Regions from separate parts of the Mus musculus genome. Here region 2 is linked to region 1. The links are chromatin loops, found by intact Hi-C in ENCODE. Cell type or tissue: heart. All regions are shown on one strand. Each heading gives the region's core, and the rest is flanking DNA. Links, peaks and the distances in the headings are about the cores only.

Region 1 (9,910 bases), core at 1,312-9,311:
GTACAAAGCTTTGCTTTGGGTACTCAAAGTAAACCATGCCCAATATTACTCTCCTGGAATACCAGTTCTCAGCACACTGAGTTAGGAATATCAGGGTCATCATCAGCTACAAAGAAAATTTAATACCAACTTGAGTTAGAAATGCTATTTCAAATATATAACAATAAAAATAAAAATTAAAGTCTAGGCACAGGAACAGTGAACAACTAGAGAAAGTATCCTTCCTGTCCCCATCTGTGTCCCGGAGCTAAGGACACAGCCCTCCACACCCAAACTCACCAGGAGAGAACTGGCCTCCCGAGAAGATCACAGGCTCACAGGCTCACAGGCCCACAGGAAGGACAAGCTCCAGTCAGAGAGCAAAGCCAACTAACAACAGAGGTAACCAAATGGTGAGAGGCAAGCAAAAGAACCTAAACAACAGAAACCAAGGCTACTTGACATCATCAGAACCCAGTTCTCCCACCACAAGAGGTCCTGGATACCCCAACACACTGGAAAAGCAAGATTCAGATTTAAAATCACATCTCATAATGATAGAAGACTTTAAGAAGGACATGAATAACTCCCTTATAGAAATACAGGAGAACACAGGTAAACAGCTAGAAACCCTTAAAGATAAAACACAAAAATCCCTTAAAGAATTACAGGAGAACACAACCAAATAGGTGATGGAATTGAACAAAACCATCCATGATCTGAAAATATAAATAGAAAAAATAAAGAAACCACAAAGGGAGAAAATCCTAGAGATAAAAAACCTACACAAGAGATCAGGAGCCATAGATGCAAGCATCACCAACAGAATATAAGAAATAGAAGAGAGAATCTTGGGGGCAGAAGATACCATAGAAAACATGGACAAAAAGGTCAAAGAAAAGGCAAAAGTCTCCTGACCCAAAACATCCAGGAAATCCAGGACACAATGAGAAGACCAAACCTAACAATAATAGGTGTAGAAGAGAGTGAAGATTCCCAACTTAAAGGGCCAGCAAATATCTTCAACAAATCCCTAACCTAAAGAAAGAGATGCCCAGAAACATACAAAAAGACCACAGAACTCTGAATACATTGGACCAGAAAAGAAATTCCTCTCATCACATAATAATCAAAACACCAAATGCACAAAACAAAGAAATAATATTAAAAGCAATGAGGGAAAAGGGTCAAGTAATATATAAAGGCAGACCAATGAGAATTACACCAGACTTCTCACCAGAGACTATAAAAGCCAGAAGATCCTGGACAGATGTCATACAGACCCTAAGAGAACACAAATGCCAGCCCAGGCTACTATACCCAGCAAAACTCTCAATTACCATAGACGGAGAAAACAAGATATTCCATGGCAAAAAAAAAAAAAAAAAAAAAAAAAAAAAATTACACAGTATCTTTCCACAAATCCAGACCTACAAAGGATAAAAGATGGAAAACTCCAATGCAAGGAGGTAAACTACACCCTAGAAAAAGCAAGAAAGTAATCTTCTTTCAACAAACCCAAAAGAAGATAATCACACAAACATAATTCCATCACTAACAGCAAAAACAACAGGAACCAACAATCACTTTTCCTTAATATGTCTTAACATCAATAGACTCAATTTCCCAATAAAAAGACATAGACCAAAAGACTGGATACATAAACAGGACCCAGAATTTTGCTGCATATAGGAGATGCACCTCGGTGACAAAGAGAGACTCTACCTCAGAATAAAAGGCTAGAAAAAAAATTGCCAAGAAAATGGTCCCAAGAAACAAGCTGGAGTAGCCATTGTAATATTGGATAAAATTGACTCTCAACAGAAAGTTGTCAAAAAAGATAAGGAAGGACACTTCATACTCATCAAAGGAAAAATATACCAAGATGAACTCTCAATTCCGAACATCTATGCTTCAAATGAAAGGGCATCTATATTCTCACACACACACACACACACACACACACACACACACACAAAAAAAAAAAAAAAAAAAAACACTTTACTAAAGTTCAAAGCACACATTGCACCTCACACAATAATAGTGGGAGACTTCAACATCCCGCCCTAAGCAATGAGCAGATCATGGAAACAGAAACTATACAGAGACACAGTGAAACTAACAGAAGTTATGAGCCCAGTGGATTTAGCAGTTATCTATAGAACATTTCATCCTAAAACAAAAAAATATACCTTCTTCTCAGCACCTCATGGTACCTTCACCAAAATTGACCATTATTTGGTCACAAAATAGATCTCAACAGACACAAGAAGATTGAAATAATCCCATGCATCCTATCAGATCACCATGGGCTAAGGCTGGTATTCAATAACAACAAAACAGAATAACAGAAAACCCACATACACATGGAAGCTGAACAACACTCTACTCGATGATAACTTGGTCAAGGAAGAAATAAAGGAAGAAAGTAAAGACTTTAGAATTTAATGAAAACAAAGCACAACATACCCAAACTTAATACAATGAAAGCAGCGATAAGAAGAAAACTCATAGCTCTGAGTGACTCTGAAAAGAAACTGGAGAGAGCATACACTAGCAGTTTGACAGCACATCTGAAAGCTCTAGAACAAAAAGAAGCAAATAAACCTGGGAGTTGTAGACAGCAAAAAATAATCAAACTCAGGGCAGAATTCAACCAAGTAGAAACAAAAGAACTATACAAAGAATCAATAAAACCAGGAGCTGGTTCTTTGAAAAAAATCAGCAAGGTAGAGATACTCTTATCCAGACTAGCCAGAAGGCACAGAGAAAGTATCCAAATTAACAAACCAGAAGTGGAAAGGAAGATATAACAACAGAAACTAAGGAAAACCAAAAAATTATTAGATCCTACTTCAAAAGCCTATACTAAACAAAACTTGAAAATATGGATGAAAGGGACACTTTACTAGACAGATACCAGCTACCAAAGTTAAGTCAGGATCAGGTAAACTATCTAAACCATCCCATTACACCCAAAGAAATAGAATCATTAAAAATCTCCCAGCCAAAAAAAGCCCAGATCTAGATGGGTTTAGTCCAGAATTCTATCAGATCTTCTATAGCTGTCCAGCAGCCATGGAGAACTGGGTACTTGAAAGGTAGTCTGCAAATGAAAAAGGACAGGCAGGCAAGAGAAGGATGAAGCCAAGACAAAGATTTCAGGGCTCAAAGTTTAATTTTTAGCACTGCCTTTATATAGGCAAAACCCATCCTTTGTTTCAGCTGGATTGAGTTGCAAAGCAAGCTCAGAAGTCAGTGAACTCCTCAAAGTTCTGGTATGGAAGGGAGGAAATTGCAAATGAAGTGAAACCAGGCTCAATGCCAGCCAGGTTATAAAACCATCAGGGATTTGTTTAGCCTACTCAAGGTTAGAGGAAGGGCACACAATCTTCAAAGAGGACCTAATACCAATACTCTTCAAACTCTTCCACAAAATAGAAACAGAAGGAACACTACCAGATTCAGTCTATGAGGCCACAAGTATGCTTATACATAATCACAGAGACCCAACAAAGAAAGAGAACTTCAGACCAATTGCCCCTATGAATATTGAAGCAAAAATACTCAATAAAATTCTCACAAACTGAATCTAAGAACACAGCAAAACAATCATCCATCATGATCAAGTAGGCTTCATTCCAGGGATGCAGGGATGGTTCAATATACGAAAATCCATCAATGTAATCACATACACAAACTCAAAGAAAAAAAAAATTACATGATCATTTCATTAGATGCTGAGAAAGCATTTGACAAAATCCAACAACCATTCATGATAAAAGTCTTGGAAAGATCAGATATTCAAGGCCCATACTTAAACATAATAAAAGCAATATACAGCAAACCAGTAGCCAATATCAAACTAAATGGAGAGAAACTTGAAGCAATCCAACGAAAATAAAGGACTAGACAAGGCTGCCCACTCTCTCTCTACCTATTCAATATAATACTCAAAGTTCTGGCCAAACCAATTAGACAACAAAAGGAAGTCAAACAGATACAAACTGGAAAGAAAGAAGTCAAATATCACTATTTGCAAATGATATGATAGTATACTTAAGTGACCCCCAAAATTCCACCAGAGAACTCCTACAGCTGATAAACAACTTGAGCAAAGTGGCCAGATATAAAATTAACTCAGACAAATCAAGAGCCTTCCTATAGTCAAAGGATAAATAGGCTGAGAAAGAAATTAGGGACATGACACCCTTCACAGTAGTCACAAATAATATAAAATATCTTGGTATGACTCTAAACAAGCAAGTATAAAATACCTTGGTGTGACTCTAACTAAGGAAGTGAAAAATCTGTATGACAAGAAGTTCAAGTTTCTGAAGAAAGAAATCGAAGAAGATCTCAGAAGATAGAAAGATCTCCCATGCTCAAGAATTGGCAGGATTAATATAGTAAAAATGGCTATCTTGCTGAAAGCAGTCTGCAAATTCAATGCAATCCCCATCAAAATTCCAACTCAATTCTTCATAAAGTTAGAAAAAGCAACTTTCAAATTCATTTGGAATAACAAAATACTCAGGATAGTAAAAAGTAGTCTCAACAAAAAAATAACTTCTGGGGGAATCACCATCCCTGACCTCAAGCTATATTATAGAACAATAGTGATAAAACCTGTATGGTATTGATACATTTACAGTCAGGTAAATCAATGGAACAGAAATGAACCCACACACATATCATCACTTGATCTTTGGCAAAGGAAATAAAACCATCTAGTGGAAAAAAACAACATTTTCAACAAATAGTGCTGGTTCAACTGGAAGTCAGCATGTAGAAGAATGCAAATCAATCCATTCTAATGTCCGTGTAGAAAGCTCAAGTCCTAGTGGATCAAGGACCTCCATATAAAACCAGATACACTGAATATAATAGAAGAGAAAGTAGAAAAGAATCTCGAAGACATTAGCACAGGGGGAATTTTCCAGAACATAACACCACTGGCCTATACTCTAAGATCAACAATCAACAAATGGGACCTCATAAAATTGCAAAGCTTCTAGTTCTCTTTCCCAGTCAAGAGGAATAAAAATTTGCTTCCATTGTTCTGTGAATGTGACTTTCATAAAAGGAGTGATGGAAGGCCAATCTAGCAAGGGCACCAACAAGGCAAAAAGCATAGGCCCAGCATAGGCCATGGGATCTCCAAATAGCACAGTTTGTACTTAATCTTTTGCTTCACAGAGGGGGATATATGGTGAGGCAAAGCACACTGTCAATAGGACAAAACAGCAACCAATAGATTGGGAAAGGATCTTTACCAACCCTACATCTGATAGAGGGCTAATATCCAATATATACAAAGAACTCATAAATTTAGACTCCAGAGAACCAAGTAACCCTATTAAATTATTAATATGAAGAATACCAAATGGCTGAGAAGCACCTAAAGAAATGCTCAACATCCTTATTCATCCAGGAAGTGCAAATCAAAACAACCCTGAGATTCCACCTTACTTCCAGTCGGAATGGCTAGGATCCAAAACTCACATGACAGCAGACACTGGCAAGGATGCGGAGAAAGAGGAACACTCCTCCATTGCTGGTGGGATTGAAAGCTGGTACATCCACTCTGGAAATCAGTCTGGTGGTTCCTCAGAAAATTGGACATAGTATTGCCTGTGGAACCAGCTATACCACTCCTGGGCATATACCCAAAAGATGCTCTAACATATAACAAGGACACATGATCCACTATGTTCATAGTAGCCTTGTTTATAAAAGCCAGAAGCTGGAAAGAACCCAGATGTCACTCAACAGAGGAATGGATACAGAAAATGTGCTACATTTATGCAATGGAGTACTACTCAGCTATTAAAAACAAGGAATTCATGATTTTATTTATTTATTTATTTATTTATTTATTTATTTATTTATTGGCAAATGAATGGAATTAGAAAACATCATTCTGAGTGAGGTACCCCATCACAAAAAAAAATACACATGGTATGTACTCACTGATTAGTGACTATTTGCCCAAAAGCTTGGAATACCCAAGATACAATTCACAGACCAAAGGAAGCTCAAGAAGAAGGAAGACCAAAGTGTGGATGATTCAGTTCTTCTTAGAAGGGGAAACAAAATACTCAAGGAAGGAAATGTAGAGACAAAGTGTGGAGCAGAGACTGAAGGAAAGGCCATCCAGAGTCTGCCCCACCAGGGGATCCACTTAATATGCAGTCACCGAACCTAGACACTACAGCAGATGCCAAGGAGTGCTTGCTGACAAGAGCCTGGTACAAGTATCTCCTGAGAAGCTCTGCCAGAGCCTGACTGCCACACCCACTCCAGTGGAGTCTGTGTGGCAAGCCCAAATGCTTGGACACAGTTTTGAGGCAAAGAGTTTTACAGAAACTTAGTCTCCTATTAGTCTTGGCATCCCTTAGCATGAATGCTCCAAACTTGTCCCTATATCAGTTTGTGAATGAATCTGTGTATTTTCTTTCAATATTGTTTTATTATAAGTGCCTCCAAGGAATGATTTTGACATATACCTAAGTTAGATTAGCCTCCACCAGTGTTCCAATATCCTAGGAAATCGTTGGGCCAACCTTGGGCTTTGAATTTTGTAAGAATGCTACTTATTCAGATGAAAAGCCTCCAGTGTTGACAGAGAGATGGTGAAAGAAATCAGGCATTACAATTTACTGGAAAAGAGCTAGAAATCTCAGGGTTAGTCTACAAAGTAAGCTTAGAATAACAGCCGAGTCACTCCCATGTGCAGGAATTTACAATGGGCTAGGAAGAAGGAAGGCTGTGGTCTAAGAAGGAGCTAGAGTAAATACTTAGACTAACAGATGAATCACTCCCATATACAGGAATTTATAATGGCCTAGGGAGAAGATGGATCATACAATATACTAGAATTGGAACTATGGCAAGGGCATGAAGCCCTTGCCCCTGGTTTCTAAGAATAAGCTAACCTTAGGTGGGGCTGCTTTTTATCCCAGTTGTAAACACTGCCTGGTTCCTGTTAGCTTTTGTGTATGCGTTTTTCTGTTTTGTGTAAAGAGTCATTTTGCATTGGACAGCCTCACTGTACCTTGGCTGACCTTAATGTATCACCTAACTTCCTTGTTTTCTTCTGTAATATAAGTCTGATGCTTGCTTTGAGAAATTACAATCAGATCAACATTCCATTCTGTTCGCGTCTGTTTGTCACCCCGATGACTTCTTGCCCACATGGGTACTGGGATTCTGATTCTCCCGTGGGTTGAGGGGCCGACTGAGTACAGTCCACAGCACCTGACAAATACAAGGCCAATGCCAGCAGCCAACCATTAGATTGAGCACAGGATCCCCAGAGGAGCAGTTAAAGAAAGGACTGAAGGAGCTGAAACAGTTTGAAACCCCATAGGAAGAATAACAATATCAACCAATCAGACCCCCCCCCCCAGAGCTCCCAAGGACTAAACCACCAACCAATTAACTCACAAGTAGCAGAGGATGGCTTTGCTGGACATAAATTGGAGGTGAGGCCCTTGGGCCTGAAGGTGTTCAATGCCCCAGTGTAGGGGAATGCCTGGGCAAAGAGGCAGGATTGGGTGGGTTGGTAGAGGAACACCCTCATAGAATCAGGGAGAGGGAGGATGGGGTAGCCGGTTTCCAGAGGGGAAACTGGGAAAGGGGTTAACATTTGAAATATAAATAAATAAAATATCCAATTAAAAAAAAAACAGAAAACTTAGAGAAATAAAATTTTTTAAAAAATTAAAGTCTCTCTTAAGTTTCACCATTATTAAAAAACAAAAACCTGCTTCATGCAGTTCAAATAATTAGTGGAATAATTTCAGTGTAGCCATCAGAACACCATTTTAGACACCTATTCATCCAAAAGCTTTGTAAATTCAGAGTCCACCTTTTTACTCACCAACAAAAAAGACATCTTCCAGTCAGACATAGCAACTCTTTTGACACTTTGTGTTCAAACTTCCAAGGGACTGACAGAACATGGGAACCTACTTAAAGACAGGGTTAGGGTAAAAAAGAGTTCCAAATATTCCACAGTAAACATTGTGAATTTCTCCAGGCACTCTGCCTGAGCCAAATGATCGCTCCTGGAAAGCTGCTTGATTCCTGGCCTCTCTTTGGTGGTCTGTTCAAAGACAGGCTACCCAGGCATTGATGTGATGATCTGACATACAACAGTCTGAAAACCAGAAAAAAGGATGAGCAATTGACAAAGACCTCAATGAACCTATGCCCAAGGACATGGTCTAGCCTCTGAATTAACTGATTCAGAAGATTACTTCATTTGGGAACCTTATCATTAATATATATATACTTATTATTTAAGACAATTTGGGATGAGTTTTCTATTCTAGCCAAAAGTATTCTAATACATGAACATCCATAAGGCCAGAGAGACTTTCCTGTGGAAGGAAAAAAAATATATTTTTAAATAGGCCTCAAAGGACTTGGAAGTTTCCATATCTAGCCAGTCTCCGGAAATCTACCATACTTCACAAGTAGATGTTGTAAGTAAGAATCCAGTGTTATTCTAGAAGCATCCCACTGGGCCCCAGGAAGCAGGAAATAAAGAAAGAGCAGACAGCCAACCCGCCACAAGCAAAAGAGCTCCTGTGGTGTCCACAGGCTCCAAATTCATATTTAAAGATTTGTTTTTATTTTTTATTGGTGTAGGGGGGTGGTGAGTGTATGAGAGAGAAAGAGAGAGGGGGGGAGAGGGAGAGAGAGAGAGGGAGAGAATGCGCGCATGCGTTTGCACAAGCTCTGTATCTGTGGGGATGGATACCTAAGGAAAACAGAATAGGGCATCAGATCCCCTGGAGCTGGAGTTACAGGCAATTGTGGGCCACCTGGCATGGTACTTGAAATAAACTCCAGGTCATCCCTTCAGTCCGCCAATTTTTTATTTTGATAGAATACTAATGTATCGGGCCTCAGAGTTTTCTCATCATTCAGTACACAACATTAAAAAACATCACTTAGGCAAGTACATGAGCCAACAGAAATGAAGACACAGCAAAGCGCTGCATGAGGGTTACTGCTGAAGGAGTGAACTCCACACATACTCGGTAGCCATATGAGAGACTTGTAGGCTGGTGTATGCAAAATGCTGAGCTGCAGAATAATCAAACAGAACAGAGAGATGAGATAGTAGCGGCCAGATCATGGTAAATGGGGCTCCTTCTCGGCCAAGGCTATCGCGTTTCTCAGAAATGGCATGTGATTTCACTGGGGTATCTCTTTACTTGCCATGTGTCTGCCGAGCAGATTCCATGAAGGGGTGCTGCCATCTGCTGGCAGCTGTGATCTCAGGTGCGGCCCTTGTCCCAAAACACATAATATCATTCAAAAGGCTTTGGTTTCTTTTTCATTGTGAAAATCTCACCGTCGTCTTCTGCCAGGAAGACTGACAGATAGAAATTTTTGCTGAGGAATTTGGGCAAACTATATTAAGAGCATAATAAAAAAAAGGAAAAACAGATGACAAACACATTTTGCAAGAATTTCTAATTGTGTCCAAACGGTTCACTAAAATCATGCAGATAAAATCGTCTTTGTGTTTATGCCAGTATTAACACATTTTTATAACGAGTATGGTGACTCTAACGTTTGGCAAAGATATACAGAAATAGACTAAGTCACAAAGTCTCCTATGGGAACCCTAGCCTCGTGAAAAGTACGGTTTTCATGTAGCAAACAGAAATCGTATCAGCCTCCATGTGCAAAGACAGAGCTTCAGGAAGTCTAATTTCCCTTTTTAGTAAAAAAGTCACTGGGAACATTCTCAGTTTATATTGCATGTCCAGGCAAAACCCAGCACTCCAGGACACAAGAGAGTGAGTTTAGGACGTTGTTTCCCCATCTAAGTATACATTTCCAAGTAATTTAATTGATATAAATCAGAAACTGGCTAAGACTTTCTCACCTTGACTTCATTCATCAAACC
Region 2 (9,910 bases), core at 883-8,882, 840 kb before region 1:
CCCGCAGCTCTTAGACATTTATGTTTATAGCAGATGGCACTTCCCCATCCTCCCCTTCTCTCCACTCTTCTTCCCCTGCATCCTTCTCACCTTTCTCCTTTCCTCTGCCCTCCTCCCCTACTCTCTCTCCCCCTCTTTTCTTCCTCCTCCTCATGTGCCCTATATTTCTTAATGTCCTATTGATAAGTGTGCTAGTACCCAAACGTTTTATCTTAGAACCTTATAAATGCTTAGTGCTGAGTCAGAAAACATTATCAACAGGGGTTGTGGAAACTTAAACAGAAAATGTCCTCTTGTGTACCAGATTTCAATCTTTGAACAGCATGCAGCTTAGATACAATGTGTACATGTTGTGAGAGCCACATGAAGAGATGACTGTTTGATCTATACCAGTCTTACAATAGAAACAATAGCATGAGCAAATCTTACTTTCAGTGTATTCAGCAGTGCTAAGAACAGAATGTCTATCAACAGCCCTGCATTAAATGCTACTTAATTGCTCATAACCCAGCCACTCAAGGCAATGACTTTTGAAAACATGAAATTGACTACAGCAAGAAAAGTCAATTAGAAAACTTACAGTGACCAGGATGATATTGCACACACTTTTTCTGGCACACATCTGTAATCTCAGCACTTAGTAGGCAGAAGCAAGAAAGTCTTGACTTCAAGACCAACCTGGAGTACAAAATAAGACTTCATCTCAAAACAAAGGAACAAACAAAAACCAAAACAGTAACAATAGAAAGCAAATGCCCTCCTTATTTGTGTAAGGCTCCAGGTTCAGTTATAATACCATATGGAAAGATGCAGTGTCCTTGTGTGGAGCAGGACTTAAACTCTAGACCCTGTATTTCAACTTTCGGCAAACTAATAACTTATCTTCTTTACTGTTTGTGTATGTCTAAAAGGAGCTTGCTCATTCATCAGCTGATAAAGCTGTTGCTTAATTAGGAAGACTCTCTTAAACTTTAGAATTCCATGTAATCATATGTCTGTTGATTCATTCAACAGTATTTTCCCGAGTACTATAAGGGTCAGGTCCAGGGCACCCAAAAGGCTGACAGGAACAAAACATGAAGGACCTTGATGGTCACAAAAAACTTGAAGATGTTCCAGGGAAGACAGTGTGGAAACAACATAGAATTGCCTGTGGAGGAATTTCCCTCGGCATCAGGTGAATAGCAGCCAGCAGTCATCTTTCTTCCCTTTGTCCCTTCAGATTCTCAGTGCAGAAAAATTTTAAAATAAAGTTAGAAAGTGAAAAATCAGGTGAGCATAGCACTTTTTTTCCTAATTTTCCTGGGCAGACCTGGCTTCAGAGTCCCCATCAGGCTACTACTCCCAGAAGTCCTCTTCATGCCAGACCTTGTCCAGCTATACCAGCCAAACTCCTTCAAATGTCCAAGGATCAGGGAAAAGTTGGTCATCTTCAAGTTCCTTGATGCAGAGTCCAAGGCTCCTTCCAATCAGACTGTGATAATACTCAAGGACTCTGGAATAACAATTACTGTGAGAGGTCAATAGTGCACCTCACTCCATGAGAACCGAAGAGTTGTACAACACTGGCTACTCTGGCTAACTCAGCTCAGGCTTGTGGCTTCTGACGGTTTAAGACAAGGACATGATTCAGGAACACTCAACACGAGGTTCAGATAGAAATTGTGGGAGTGAGAACATGACACAATTTTAATTTGAATTAAAATCAAATTCTTTGCTATAAATCTCCTTTAGGACAATGATTGTCTAGGAGAATATACTAAAGAAAGACAGGAGGTTTGCTCTAAGCCCGGAAAAGACAGAATAGCTTCGTCTTTGTTCGTTAAGGTGCAGTCTGGATGCAGGTTGAAGTATAGGATTGACCTCAGAAGCAGTCCAGCCCAGAAAAAAACTGAGGGTTTAATCCTTGGGGGCAGGGCGGGGGAAGGGGGTCTTTAGAAAGCATCACAGTGGCCTCTATGGATGCTGAGCATCATTAAATGCATGAATCACTTAACCTAACAGGATATCTTGGCCACCCATGAGCCATTACAGAACTTGACTCTAGTTTCATGTTTTTAGTGAGGTGAAGAATGAAGGGTTGTGTGTGGACCAATGGGAAAACTGCTGCTCCCACCCCCACCCCAAGCCAGTGAGACATTCCTATAGTACTGCTATGCTTTGGGCACACTCCCAAAGTTCATGTTCTAGAAATTGAAATGTGCTTCAAGAGCATTGACTGACAGTGGGAGAACTTTAACAGGTGAATTGAAAAAGGTGTTAAATCAGCACCATGAGAGTGCCTTTATCAAGACCCTTGATAAAATGTTGAATTCAGCCGGTTCCCTGTCTGTGTTTCTTTCCCTTGTGCTTTCCACCACAGGATGATATACCATGTGGTATCTAGCTAGGGAAGAACTCAGGGCTTCCAAGCTTTTGAAATGTAAGAATAAACCTATTGTTTGTTGCCTATTTATTTTTGAGCATTTTGTTATAGTAGCATCAAAACAGGAGAAAGCAAGATCTTACTATGCATAAGGAATGCAACTCATATAATCTTAAAAAAAACAGAATTACATTAACCAAATTACTAAGACTTTGTAATATTAATGCCTACACCGATTACTTGGTTAAATACTTTTGCAGCATGGAAAATGGCTCTGCCTTCAGAAGTTTACATTTTAGCTGGTGGTAACTATTAGGAACCACATACAGGAATGATCTCTTCAGTGCCACAAAGAAGAATGAAACAGACAGAAGGAGGTGAGAGGTGAGGAGAAGGAAAAGAATGTGGAGAAAGGTTTTGTTGGTGGAGTGACATCTAGCAGGAACAGTGAGATGATAATTCTCTTCACAACTGAGAAGTGGATGACTGCTAATGTCTGATTAAAAAGATGTCAATGCTCAGGTTAATTTTGAATCACAGAATGTATATTTCCTGAGCATCACTGACCGTCTTACACCAACCCATTTGTATCTTTGACATCCCATCCTCCCCAAAGGGAGATAATTCCTGGCCTACTTTTCCTCAGAGAAAGCTTTATGAACACAGATGAGCATTAAGGTGCCCTCTATTGGTCCACATTGCAGTTGAAGGCGAGGAATCAGAAAGGAATTGATTGTGGATCCTTCTTCAGCACAGAACGTGCTGCTCTGCTTCACAGAGAACTCGGGAGACAGCATTGGCCATTTTTATTTACATTGCAAATAATATAACGTTTCCAACGTTTCTTCAAAAGTTTCTGCAAACCATCTTCTAATACTTTCTAGAAAGGCAGAAACATAGCTGTCTTCCTATCACAAATAGGAAGCCGTTCATTCCTGAACAAAATAAGTCAATTGTTGACCTCATTCTATGAGAATTATGGTTATTAACAGTTCACAAATAAAAGGACAGTTTGTTCAGTTATAGGGTGGGGGACAAATAGTAATTATGTCCTAATCTAATTGACAGCTTCTGACAATCAGGACTAGGAAACAATTTTATCCAATATATTGGTGATGTCATTATTTAAAGATGGGTTTGTTCTGGCTGCTGTATCAATGGGATGACATGCTCATCTGACATTTCCTTAAGGAAGCAGAGCCTTTCTAAGAACAAGAGTAAAAGTTTCTCTCCCATGGGAGGTACTGTGCCCCAGTTTATGCAAGCATGAAAGAGAAGATAATAACAATAAATAGTGATTATAAATTTTAAGCGACACACAAATACACAGGACATGAAATACGTAAGCAATCAATAGATTACTAGATGGACTAAAGAGACTAATCTCATCAAAGCCCCAAATGTTTTGTAAAAATGGGCCTCCTATTCCAACCTGGTTTTGAACTTGCTTTGTAATGGAGGAGGTTTTAGATTCCTGAGGATCTTGCCTCCACTTCCTGACTGTTGGAAGTGACCCAGAAGAAAGGTGATGAGCTTAGATAATAGCAAAGAGGATCTCTATCTTCTTCAAGTCACATGGGACAGGTCACAGGCCACTCCAGGTGATATGTCTACTTTGGCATCCTCCAGTCAGACCCATCTGGTGGTTCCTAGTTCCTATCTATGAGTTTGTTGTTTTGACTCCATAGGTTGACAACAGAGCTACTGGCACCGCCACTATCACAAACAGCTCTGTGCTTTACTCTCTTCAGGCACTGAGATTTGTAGATCTCAGACAGTAGGAAGATAAAGGGCTGAGAAGTGACACAGGGGGCGTGCTGTGGAAGAACAATGGAAAGACTGTGGGTGCCTGAAGATCATCTTCTATACTTTTCCCTTTCAGAAACCATGCAATAGCAGCTGAGCAAAGAGGAGTTGGCTTGAGGACAGCAGTTCACTTGCTCCTTCATATATGTCCCTGGCCAAGTACAGACTAGATGTACTGGGAGAAGTTAGCACAAGGAAAGTAAGACAAAGGTAAATAAAGTAGTTGATGTAACATGTATTTGTTTGTCTGTCTATCATCTGTCTGTCTATCATCTATCCACCCATCTGTCATCTATCTAATTATATTTTGAGTATCTGTATCTATTGTTTTGACTCCCAAGCATGTCACTAATCCCCAGTCCAATATTTCTAACTATGTAGCATTGTTAAAGAATCTAATCTACATAAAATTAATCTGCAGTTGGTATGTAAGGTAGAAGAAAGTGCTTGGTCGTGCCTGTATACTTAACTCCTGGGTAAGAAGCTGCCTGGCCTTTGAGATAATGATGTCATGCTGGGTGAGGGAGCATCCTGCCTTTGTGATACAGAAACAGACTCTGGGGAGAGCAACTGGACAGCACAGACAGGTACAGAGAAAGATTTAGAATGAGCTTAGGAAGGACCAGGAATTCCCTAGGCTGGTCCTCTCTACTGCCTGGCTAAAATCTGGTCTGGATTTTAAATATCGTTTTTTTGCTTATTCACAGAAAGGGTCAGCTACAGTGTCTACATATTGAAGGTGACTGTATCCTCTATGTTCAGCTCCTTCAACCTGGGATGAAAGTTAAGAAAAGACTCTTTAACCACAAATTGAATTTATGAAAGTGGCTCTCGCCACTCTCACAACCTTGTCCCCTTCTCTGACTGTCTGAGCTTCACAGGCCCTGTAGAAACTTGCCACTAAACTAATCACTGGGTGGCACCCAAGAGCCAGAAAAAAAGGACAGCTCAAATTGCAGGCCCTCAAGAATTCACATATTTTAACAATTTCCTCCATCCCCAGTGAAATTATGCTAATATTTTAGTTGAGTTTCCTCAAGTCTGGAACTCAAATTAAGTCTGTCTGTTTCATTTTTATGATAGTGCTTGAAATCACTTGCAGACAAGGGGTTGTTGGGCTATGAGATTTATAGCAGCATTGCCACGAAGGTCAAACGCATCCTGAGGAAGAGGAAAGCAATCTGTAGAACCAGTGTTTTCACTGCAATAAACTTTATAGCAGCATTAAGGGAGTAGTTACAAATCAGCCGGACGGTGTTGATTTCATTGAGAATAAGTGTATTTACACTTGTAAGCCTCCTCTTCATAATATTCTCAATGTTTTACACAATGGGGTTAGTGAAGGTTGGATCTGGGCATATTTCACCACTGACAAAATTTGTTTTTCTTTTTCCCACCCATCCTTGTTGCCTTTCAGAAAATGGGTTTACACTGCCTCTATAGGGGCTGGTCAAGTCAAGACTGAGAAATGTTCTGACATTTGCAAAGAAGTCAAAGATAATATAGAAATGAAAATTAAATGTATTTACTCTATTTATGTGGTTAAAGATGAGAGAAATCTAAAGGAATAAAAGTGCTCAGAATACTTTTTTAAAGTACCCTTTAGATTAGTAATTTCTTCTTGTTGTAGCTAGTTTTGCAGTATTTAAATTTTCAATGAATTTTTTTGCTTATATTATTTAAATTGCTGGTTTGGTTTCCTCATTTAAAAGGGCAAGGCAGGGGCAAGCAATGTGGCTCCTTGATGGAGCAGGTGACATACTCAAGTTCCCAGGTTCAATCCCCAGTTCAGGAAGCAGGTAATTAGACAGAAAATAAATACATTTTAAGAAGCGGCAAGGTATTCCTCATCCTTTATTAGACCTAATATAAAATGTTTATGCTAAACATTGTCTTCATTAGTATCATGCACTGTTACTCTTATAACTAATCCAAGGAAAGTGTATAGCTATGTGATTTGATTTACAGGGACAGTTGTTTTGCCTGTTGTTTATTTCCTTATGTATCCTGCCTCTTGTCCACTAGGTTTTAAACACCAGGAAGTCAGGGACCTTGTCTCATTCCCAATTACATACCCAGGGTACGCGATGACTGATGCTGGGTCCTGTAAGTTATTTTCTGAACACATTAGTGAATCTTTCTACCATTTGTAGAATTCTTTTACTTACAGGGAATTGTTTCTCACCTTATGTTCTGTCAATACCAAGTAAATGTTTTCTGCTTCTATGAAATAGGTTCTAGAACCTTCCCTTTCAATCTATTTTTGTTCTCTAACAACTGCTTTGTCTCCAACAGATATGGAGAAGATGTCAGTGTCCATGCCCCAACAAATGAGAGGGTATACCCTGCTTACGAGCCAGCAGAATGGTCTGACAGGAAAGCTTAAGACCCTGCCTGGAAGTCTTCTTTCTGAACCAGAGCACAGGAGCCTTTTTGTCAACCAGGAAGTTGCAGGGCTTTGTTGTGGGTATATTGTCTTTCTCCATGATTGCCTTGTGTGTATATGTTCTTGTTTAAGTAGCCTTCAACCTCTATCTCTACAGAGTTTAACGCAGCCATTTTAAGGTCATATGTTTTGCCACTTTGAAAAAACAAACAGACTTAGAATAACATACCAAATTGCTCGTTAAATTTAACCAATTATGTGCTAGACTGATTATTTGTGTATTTTTATTCTTTTTCAAACAAATTTCCATGAATTTTTTTTCTACTGACTATAAAAATAAAATATATTGTTCCGTTGAAAAATACAGCAAATCACAGAAGAGGAAAAGTAGAATTACCTAAGTTCCTGCTATCTAAAACTAAGCACTATTTGGGTTGGGTATGTTTCAGTATATTTTTCAGTACAGTATAAAACTTTACTTGCTCTCAGCAAAATCAGTGCCATCCAAATGAGTTATAACTACTCTGTTGATTTCCCTGGCTTATGACTTGCTAGATTTATATGCATTTTGACCCAGAATTCATATTGGCTCTTCATCAGCCTATCACTCAACTACTATTCAAGACAATGCTAGCACTGGCTCAGAGACTCAAGGGAACTCACTAAACCAATATCTTACTAAACCACTAAAGAACCGGTAGATAAATAGTATAGTAATTTTTTTCTTAATTTATACAGATTACTGTGCCATAAAGGAAACCAAGGTAGTAGTGGTACCTGGAAATTGTATAATATGGTTGTAGAAGGAAAGCATGGTGATGCACACTTGTCATCCAGCGCTTGAGAGGTGGAGGCAGGGAAGTCAGGAATTTAAGAGGATCTTCAGCAGCATAGTGACTTCAAAGTCAGCCTGGGTCATATGAGACCCCATCTTGAAACCAAACAAACAAAAGGGCAAGATTATATATGGTCTTCTTGGGAAAACTAATTGAATATTCATTATAGACTGGAAAAAAATTGAATATTCATTGTAGTCTGGAAAAAAATGTTTAACAATAAATCTCAGTATAAGGATTATCACTCAAGGTTAACAGCGGTCTGCAGTTACACATGCACGAATGCCCAACAACTCAAATCAAAGGGGTCTGGGAAAATACTATGCTGTAAAACTAGTGTAAATGATGCTTCTTTTCTAGGACACTGCAGGTCAACCCTGTGGAGTGCTATTAGTGTGACTCGGAAGGAACAGACTAACTTAGGCGTCTGTGAGACAAACCCTGGGCTGCAGGACACATAACAGATCTCATCACCGCTGGTCTAACTTCCAAGTCCTCTCCAGATTTACTATGATGTGAAATGAAATGGGAGTGTTAGCCTTGAGAATGAGCTCTTTCAAGTGCTTTGGCTAAATGTCTTCGCCCACAAATTCACTAATAAAACACTAACTCCCAGTTATTTAGAATGTGACCTTTTTGTTGTTTGTTTGTTTCTTATTGTTTAGGAAAGGACCTTAAATGACATAATTAATGTGTAATTATGCTGGAGTCTGACCAATATGTTTGGTGTCCCCATCTGAAAAAACTGGGACACTAAATGGTATCACAAGAAGAGGTCATCCAATGACACATGAAGACGTCAGCATCTACAAGCTCTGCCCCACCCCCTTGGCCAGCCCCCTTGCTCCTCCAAGCCATCACTGAACATTGTTCAGAAAATATGGAAGGCTATAATACTTGGACCAATCTGCTGGCATGTAAGTTACATGGCTCTTCCCCTTTGAGTCGTTAATATTTTATTCAGTGAACAGCCTCAAAACCGGCCAGCACTCACTGAGGCAGACAGAGTTTTCACAAGCTTCATTACCTCCACCTTCAGGGCCAAATCATTTTCTCCCTGTACTACAGCAGGAAAGCCCATCATCCATGATGATATGGAGACCTGAGGCTAAATTTCAGATGTTCTGAGAGAAAGCTCATGAGAAATCAACTTACATCTTGGTCTTGAACTTCTGATCTTTAGAATTATGAGAAATTGAATTTTTGTGACTTAAGGGCACAAGATCTATGGTGCTTTGTCATGGTAACAATAGATAACAAACAGACTTTGTAACTTTATTTCAGCATATGGTATGGGATCAAAATGGCAGGATACAAAATGTAGATTGTAGGTTGCCAAGACTCTCTCAGAGTGCTCTGCTTATATGACAAAAGTTTCTAGTACAGGAAAATTTATTCTCCCCCTTAGAGGTAGCTAGTAAAACCACAAGTTACATGTCCCATTGTCAATACTGTCATCTGGTATGAAGAGGACCACAGATAGGGAGGCTCAGTGCACGGTGAGGAGGACAAGAGGCAGGGTTGTAACCTCCCCCAGCCTCGAAGCAGGCTGAGCCAGACCTTGACCTTGCTGTCACTAAGATTACTTAGGGTGGAGCCTTCCTCCCTAGATCACTCTATTGTTCAACCGCTGATACCCGCTGAGAGGCCACTGTGCTATTCTGGAGACTACACCCTATCCTGCATGTCATCACCTGGTCTTCACCTGCAGCTGGTTCCAGGCTCCAAGAATGAACTGGTGTGGGAATGGGCCTCCCAACCCCTTTATAAGCGCATTTGCCATTAAACATTTGAGCTTTGATCAGGAATCTTGACTTAGCTCCCGTTTTTCTTTCGAATGCCTAGTTCCCCTCTCTTTTCAGCCCCTGCATGCTTCCCAGGTGAAACCCAGTTCATGTGAGCTGCGGGTCTGCTTCCAACACAGGGTCAGTCAAAATAGCCCAGGAGAGCAAGGAAATGCAGACTTGAGCGGTAGAGCAGGGCTGTAAGGAAGAGCACTAAGAGGACGGGGTCTTAGAATCCTATGCATGCTTGTCTGGCTCTGTTTTCCCTTTCTGTGCTTAAGAATCAACTTTACTTTCTGACTTCAAGGCACCAAACCACAGATGACACTGTAAAACAAAATCAAATCTGCTAAGACTGGCAGAAGTCTAACTTTTAAAATGTGCTATTTTGTGTGTGCATGATGGATGCGAAAATAGCAACCTGTGTACTGATAGGAAGTCATCAGTTAAGCTTAAGATAAAATAGCAAAGATACATGGGGAAGGTTTTCAGCATCCATTGCCAGCACTAACTTGCAGTGTGTCCTTAGATAAATTAATTAAAGTCTCATCACCTCTGAAACAAAAGTGTGTTGCAATCCCCTTATAAAGTAGCACCACAGGTCCTAGAGTAATAGTCAGTACTTGAATGGAATGCCATGGTGCCTGAGACATTCCTGAAAACAGGCTCTCTGAGTGTACACCCCACAGTAGTGATGCATATCAGAACCCAAGTCAGAAATAATAATTTAAAA

Evidence for each region. A loop is a pair of places that touch in the nucleus more often than their neighbours do. Peaks named below come from ENCODE experiments on the same cell type or tissue, not always from the same donor. Only the 100,000 strongest peaks of a DNase experiment are listed, where the experiment ranks them.
Region 2: a loop joins it to region 1, with 14 times the contacts of the local background. A loop is called at or near these places in 19 of 42 quality-filtered maps.

What each region holds. Positions count from the first base shown.
Region 1 is chr1:13,788,739-13,798,648 of GRCm38, reverse strand. No RefSeq gene overlaps it. Among named protein-coding and RNA genes, the nearest start is that of Gm26273, 19 kb to the right of the region's middle. In heart, for the core only: a CTCF peak has its summit at 9,261 (motif pointing left); a DNase peak (open chromatin) is centred at 9,208.
Region 2 is chr1:14,631,239-14,641,148 of GRCm38, reverse strand. No RefSeq gene overlaps it. Among named protein-coding and RNA genes, the nearest start is that of Msc, 120 kb to the left of the region's middle. In heart, for the core only: a CTCF peak has its summit at 5,076; no DNase peak of the experiment used is centred there.